Regions from separate parts of the Homo sapiens genome. Here region 1 is linked to region 2. The links are chromatin contacts, found by Hi-C in ENCODE. All regions are on one chromosome and are shown on one strand. The core of a region is the stretch at or near the end of the contact, and the rest is flanking DNA. Distances in the headings are between cores, read along the strand shown.

Evidence for each region. Hi-C counts contacts between places; a loop is a spot of excess contacts on that map. Pooled maps may share reads with other maps.
Region 1: a map of thyroid gland shows a loop between it and region 2 (8-fold over the local background). The contact joins the promoter of SPECC1L here to the promoter of GSTT2B in region 2. A Hi-C loop is called at or near these places in 1 of 168 maps with a recorded cell type or tissue (thyroid gland) and 1 of 50 pooled maps.

What each region holds. Positions count from the first base shown.
Region 1 is chr22:24,268,542-24,272,164 of GRCh38, reverse strand. SPECC1L (sperm antigen with calponin homology and coiled-coil domains 1 like) reads right to left here and starts at 1,334. Exons shown (of 17, transcript NM_015330.6): 1 at 1,182-1,334. SPECC1L-ADORA2A (SPECC1L-ADORA2A readthrough (NMD candidate)) reads right to left here and starts at 1,348. Exons shown (of 20, transcript NR_103546.1): 1 at 1,182-1,348. It also overlaps the pseudogene RPS10P29. RefSeq lists an enhancer at 876-955 and a silencer at 1,016-1,545.
Region 2 is chr22:23,959,191-23,962,605 of GRCh38, reverse strand. GSTT2B (glutathione S-transferase theta 2B) reads left to right here and starts at 1,411. Exons shown (of 5, transcript NM_001080843.4): 1 at 1,411-1,586; 2 at 2,225-2,312. The coding sequence starts at 1,475. RefSeq lists an enhancer at 2,525-3,190.

The DNA.
Region 1 (3,623 bases), core at 85-2,584, 310 kb before region 2:
AGGTGATCCGCCCGCCCCGGCCTCCCAAAGTGCTGGGATTACAGGCATGAGGCACCGCGCCTGGCCTGGTTTTTAATTACGAAGAAAAAATTACTATAGTCCCTTTGGTATCACCTACATTGGCAAAATTGCAGTCCCCCTCCACTCCCTGAAGCCACCAGAAATGACTGCTGTTGTCTACAAAGCCTACAGCTCTGATTTCATCTCAAGATGTGTCCTACTGGGTGACAGCAAATGCCATTTTTTAAAGGCTTGTATCTGTTATAAGCTTGGGAAATATTATCATGGCTTAAGAGGCTCTTTTGACAAAAGAAAACACTGTTCCCTGAAATCACCTGGGCTGTTCACGGGAATCTTTTCCTCGCCCTTCTGGTACTTGGACAAATGATCAAGGATATCAACAAATCAAGGTTCCCCGCATTTGAATGATCACAGAATTTTTGCGTGTTCTGTAAATGGGCTAAAACTACTGGAAACTGATTTCTTTTCGTCATCTCCAGGGCAGCTTGCCCAACGTGCCGCGACTATGATGTCTTAGACTTAACTACTTAAGGTAATACAATTACCAAATTCCTGGAAACGCAAAATTTCCTCAGACAGGTACCGGATTATTCACATCCAACCTGATGCAATTAACCACGTCTCAAGAAAAAAGGACGTTCCGTCCGCCTCGGGCGCCGGCCACAGCAGAAGCAGCACCGGCAGCAGGCCCGGGGTCCGCCGCCTGTGGCCCCTGCTCCTCCGCTCTGCGCCCTCGGGGCCACTGAACAACGCTGTCCCCGCCCCAGGCAAGGGACCCGGGCGATGGGGCGGCAGCCCCAGCCTCTCCCGGAGCGGCGGAAAGGCAAGCACGAGGGTCGCACCCGGCCTGTCTGCACACAGTCAAGCCGCAAGCGGGGTCCCAGAACCAGCTGAACCCCAACACCAACGGACGAAGGCCAGTGGGTCTCGGCGGCGAAGCCTGCGGGTTGTTCCAGAAGCCCCGAAGCCCAGAACGAGGACGGCGCGGGAAGGGAAAGGCGCAGGCGCGGGACACACTGGAGGGGCCCAGGAGCAGAGACGGCGCAGGCGCTGGGCCTGCCGGGGTCTGCGGGGACGCCCGGGCGCGGCAGCGCGGGCGGCGCTGAGGCGATAAACCAACCCGCCAGCGAACACTGCGGGAACCCGGCTGCTGCTCTTACCGCGCTGCACCGCATCGCTCCCTCGCAATCTCCTGGTTTGGGCTGGGCGGTGAGCTCACCCGGTGGCTCAGCCGAGACCCGTTGAGTCCGGCCTCAGGAAAGCAGCCTACCCCGCAGCGCCGCTTGCCGGGCCGCCCGGCCTCCCTCGCGGGCCCCGCCCTTGGCCAGCCCCTTCGCGCCCAGCAGGGCTGCGGCCGTCTGCGCAGGCGTCGTGGAGGCCCCGCCTACATTCCTTCACTGCGCAGGCGCCGCCGTCCCCCACCACCACCCCCTCCCCTTCCCCCATCTCCGGCTCGCGTCCGTCTCGGCACTGGGTCGCGCAGCCGCTCTGCCACTTGGCCGGTCAAGAAAGTAGCCGGCCAGCCGGTGCGCATGCCTCAGGTCTTGGGCTGGAGCCGGGCAAGGCGGGTCCCTTCAGAGGCCCCACTGGGCCCAGCGGAATGATGCTCAGAGTCCGCTAGTCCCAAAAGTTCTCCTCAGCGTGTTTACCGTGTGCCAAGGACTGTGCTATGCATGAGCCAGACAGCAGTGAGGAAAACACAAAGCCCTGTCCTCCTGGCACTCCCGGTACATAAGGGAACAGACAAAAAGAATAAGCGAGCAACATATATGTATATATATATGTATATACATATATATATACGTATATATATATACGTATATATATATGTATATATATACATATATATATACGTATATATATATGTATATATATGTGTATATATATACATATATATATGTATATATATATATATATATATATAAAATATTAAAGAAATTCTGGGGGAGTTCGAGTTCCATCGGCCCCCATCCGGGCCACCCTGCCACCTTAGCGGCTGCTCCTCCCCAGAATGCTGATGCCTAAGAAAAACCGGATTGCCATTTATGAACTCCTTTTTAAAGAGGAAGTCACGGTGGTCAAGAAGGATGTCCACATGCCTAAGCACCTGGAGTTGGCAGACAAGAATGTGCCCGGCCGGGCGCGGTGGCTTAGGCCTGTAATCCCAGCACTTTGGGAGGCCGAGGCGGGCGGATCACGAGGTCAGGAGTTCAAGACCAGCCTGGCCAAGATGGTGAAACCCGTGTCTACTAAAAATACAAAAATATTAGCCAGGCGCGGTGGCAGACACCTGTAATCCCAGCTAGTCGGGAGGCCAAGGCAGGAGAATTGCTTGAACCCAGGGGGCGGAGGTTGCAGTGAGCCGAGATCGCGCCCCTGCACTCCAGCCTGGGCGACAGAGTGAGACTCCTCTCAAAAAAAAAAGAATGTGTGTGCCCAACCTTCCTGTCATGTAGTCCCGAGGCTACTACGTGAAGGAACAGTTTGCCTGGAGACATGTCTACTGGTACCTTACCAATGAGGATATCCAGTATCTCCGTGATTACCTTCATCTGCCCCTGGAGATTGTGCCTGCCACCCTACGCCGCAGCCGTCCAGGGACTGGCAGGCCTCGGTCTAAAGGTCTGGAGGGTGAGCGACCTGCAAGACTCACAAGAGGAGAAGCCGACAGAGATACCTACAGAAGGAGTGCTGTGCCCCCTGGTGCCGACAAGAAAGCCGAGGCTGGGGCTGGGTCAGCAACCGAATTCCAGTTTAGAGGCAAATTTGGTCGTGGACACCGTCAGCCACCTCAGTAGAATTGGAGAGGATTATTTTGCATTGAATAAACTTACAGCCAAAAAGACTTAAAAAAAAAAAAAGAAAAAAATTGTATTATGTCGCAAATGAACCTGTTGCAATGATCATACAGGTTTTTTCCTTTGATAGTTTGTACTACTTTAATAGTTTTTTCTTTTATTACATAATCTTAGTTTCCTAGGAAAACCCCAACTTGGTCGTGATACATGTTTAATCCATTGCTGGATTATTTGCTAATATTTTATTTAGCGTTTTTGCATATATGTCCATAAGAAGTTAGTCCATACTTTTGCCTCCTTGTACTATTTATGTCTGGTTTGGTTTTAAGCCTATACTAAATTCACAGTGAGTTGGGGAGAATTCCATTTGCTTCTTTTTCTGAAAGATTATCTAGGCTGGGCACTGTGGCCTACGCTTGTAAAACTAGCATTTTGGGAGGCCGAGGTGGGCGGATTACCGGAGGTCGGGAGTTCAAGAACAGCCTGGCCAACATGGTGAAACCCCATCTCTACTAAAAATACAAAAAATTAGCCGGGCACACCTGTAATCCCAGCTACTCTGGAGGCTGAGGCAGGATAATTGCTTGAACCTGGGAGGCAGAGGTTGCAGTGAGCAGAGATCACGCCACTGCACTCCAGTCTGGGCTACAAAGCGAGACTTTCTGTCAAAAATAAATAATTAATTTTTAAAAATTATGTAGAAGATAAAAACTTTATGTTCTTTTTAATGTTTGCTGTCCATAAAATCATCTGGGCCAGGTACTTTTCTTTGGTTTTGTTTTTTTGTGAGATTTTTGAGGGGAT
Region 2 (3,415 bases), core at 162-2,661:
ACCGCACCCAGCTAATTTTTGTATTTTTAGTAGAGACGGGGCTTCACCGTGTTGCCCAGGCTGGTCTCAAACTCCTGACCTCAACTGATCCGCCCATCTCTGCCTCCCAAAGTACAGGGATTACAGGCGTGAACCACCACACCCTACCTGTCTGATGGGTTTCTAAGAACATCTTAAAGGACATTACTTCCTTCTGACGTATCTTTTACCGAGATCCTTCCCAGTTTTTTGCTTAAGGTTAATCCATTTTTTCCTCCACAAAGTAACCTTGTATATGTATTGGTTTTTTCTTTGTTGAGTTCTCCCACTGTTCTGAGGCTTAGAAAGTCCTTTCATACCCAGACATCAGAGAAACAGATCCCGTGAGAGTAACTGGGATTGCAGGTGTGGGCCAGCATGCCCTGTTATCACTCCCTTTCTCTGAGTCAGCTTTTCTCTCTCAGTCTCGTCTACTCCTCGAACTCAGGAAATGTCACTACAGGTGGCCCCAGCTCCCGTTTACCTCCCCATAGGGAGCTCCTCTCTCCAGTTCCAGTTTCAAAACTCCCAAGGAAGCATTCTGGTTCACTCGCTTGGGCCACTGGCCAGAGGGATGGGATACTCTGAAAGATTCAGCTAGAGTCCCGGGCCCAGCCCTGGACCATCACTGTGCCCCCTGGTGAGATGCCAGGGCTGGGATTCAGGGAGAAGAAAGGAGGTTCCCGGACAGTCATTCCTGCCTCCCGCGGCTGCGGGCTCCCTGCCCCCATCCTGTGCACGAAGTGGGAGCTCCCGCTGTCTGGCAGCTCCCGCTGTCTGGCAGCAGCTGCTCTGCAGGGGACAGTCTGGACGGCAGAAAGTTCATCCTTAACCCCAGCCTTCCAGTCAAGGTTCCCACCAGTTTGGGACACCTGCAAGTGTCACATCCCACTGGGTGAAACTCTAAGATCCCTTTTAGGGGATCCCATTCGCTCCCTCCCTTCCGCCACCATGCAGCGCCGAGAAACAGAGCTCTGAACGAACCCTCAGATGTCCGTGCGCTGGGGCCTTTCCAGGACGGCGGCGCCCAGTCGTTTCTGGGTCAGGGCGACGCCTGGAACTGGGCAGGGTCCCTGGCACCGGGATCCCGAAAAGCAGACCTGCTTCTCCCTGTCCAGCCGGTTCCCCTTCCCCTTGCAGTCGGCCCCCTGCATCCGCGTCCTCCCTGCCAGTCGAGGGTCCCCAGCTCCAACTCCACCCTCCCAGCTGTGCGTTCATAGCGACCGCCCTCCCTGTAGGGACGCACGGATCTGGTGGTGGAGTCTTGGCCGGCAGGACTGGACAGGAACCGAAGGGGCGAGGCGGGTCCGGGGGTGGTGCGCTCCAATTGGGTGCTGTCCCCAGGGGGTGGGGCCTGATCCCCTATTTCCCGGCGCGCCGGGATCCTGCCACAGCTGCTGCCCACACCGCGCTCAGCGCCTTCACTGCCATCCCCGCTGTCCTTGCCGCCCCCGCCATGGGCCTAGAGCTGTTTCTTGACCTGGTGTCCCAGCCCAGCCGCGCCGTCTACATCTTCGCCAAGAAGAATGGCATCCCCTTAGAGCTGCGCACCGTGGATTTGGTCAAAGGTGGGCCCAGCCCGTTTCCCCGCGTGTCCACAAACCCAGTGCACCCCCAGGCCCCCGCCCTGCTCTGCCCTGAGCGTCTCGCCGCCCGCACAGCCCCCTCACCTCCTCCTGCAGCGTCTGCCACCAGAGAATGCTGTGGACTGAGTGGCCTTGGAGGGATCACAGCCTCTCTGAACCTTAGCTTGCCTTCTGAAAAGGAGGATAATGTTACCTTCTGCTCTGTAGGGATGGAAAGAAAATACTGAATGGAGTTGACAGAGTTCTTGCGTGGAATGCACGCATATAAATTCACAAAGCCCAGAAGACCTTGGGAAGAAGGACATGCTGTTGTGAGAATTAAGAGATGGGAAGAGATGAGCCACCCCAGTTTGCCTCCCCTCCCCTGGCCCACCAGAGTCCGGCTAGAAAACTTCTCTTTATCCACCTGCTGCACCTGGCCCCACCCACCAAAGCCCCCCAGCTGCCCCGGAATGTGGCAGGGCAGGGAGGCCCAGCCAGGGAGTGAGGCTGATCCAGGCCTCTAGTCCCAGACCTTGCTGTTTCTCAGGGCTGTGGGGCTCCGCTTGGGGAGGAGGAGGGAGGGTGTAGAGGTGCAGCGTTTTTATTCTGAAGACCTTTTCTGACTTCTTCCTCTTCAGGGCAGCACAAGAGCAAGGAGTTCTTGCAGATCAACAGCCTGGGGAAACTGCCGACGCTCAAGGATGGTGATTTCATCTTGACCGAAAGGTGCCCTCCTTCCCTCACCCCTCACCGCATCCGGAGCCCATGTGACCTTGGCTCTCCCCACTGGCCCCGGGCCCCAGTGGCCCTCCCATACCCCATGGGGCAGCGAGGGAGGGGAAAGGCGAGGGATCTGGCCGGGCGCGGTGGCTCACGCCTGTCATCCCGGCACTTCGGGAGGCCAAGGCGGGCGGATCACGAGGTCAGGAGACCGAGACCATCCTGGCTAACACCGTGAAACACCGTCTCTACTAAAAATGGAAAAAAAATTAACCGGGCGTGGTGGCGGGCGTCTGTAGTCCCAGCTACTCTGGAGGCTGAGGCAGGAGAATGGTGTGAACCCAGGAAGCGGAGCTTGCAGTGTGCTGAGATCGCGCCACTGCACTCCAGCCTGGGCGACAGAGCTAGACTCCGTCTCAAAAAGGCCGGGCGCGGTGGTTTACGCCTGTAATCCCAGCACTTTGGGAGGCCGAGGTGGGCGGATCACGAGGTCAGGAGATCGAGACCATCCTGGGTAACACGGTGAAACCCTGTCTCTACTAAAAATACAAAACATTAGCAGGGCGTGGTGGCGGCCGCCTGTAGTCCCAGCTACTGGGGAGGCTGAGGCAGGAGAATGGCGTGAACCCAGGAGGCGGAGCTTGCAATGAGCAGAGATAGCACCACTGCACTCCAGCCTGGGTGACAGAGGGAGCCCACTCCAGCCTGGGCGACAGAGGGAGACTCCGTCTCAAAAAAAAAGGAAAGAAAGAAAGGAGAGGTATCTGGGGAGAAGGTACAGCTTGGGGTGTGACCGGGATGAGCAGGGGCTGACAGAACATGTCCCCCCACCTCTCATCTTCCAGCCTTTTCTGAGCCGCAGGGCCTCTCCACTCCCAGACTGAAGGGTATTAGAAGAGAAGACAAGGGAACATTTTTCCACTGTTGCGCATTTGTTCAACAAATGCTAGCTGAAAAGAGCCTCTAGTGACTTGTTGCAGACTACCCAATCTACCCAGGCCGGGCCTAGAGGCCAATGCCATGGCCCAAGGGCACAGCTCATGGTGAGGTCCAGCTGCTGGGCAGGAAAAGGACAAGAGGTCAGGTGGCTGCAGAAGTGATGGCTGGGG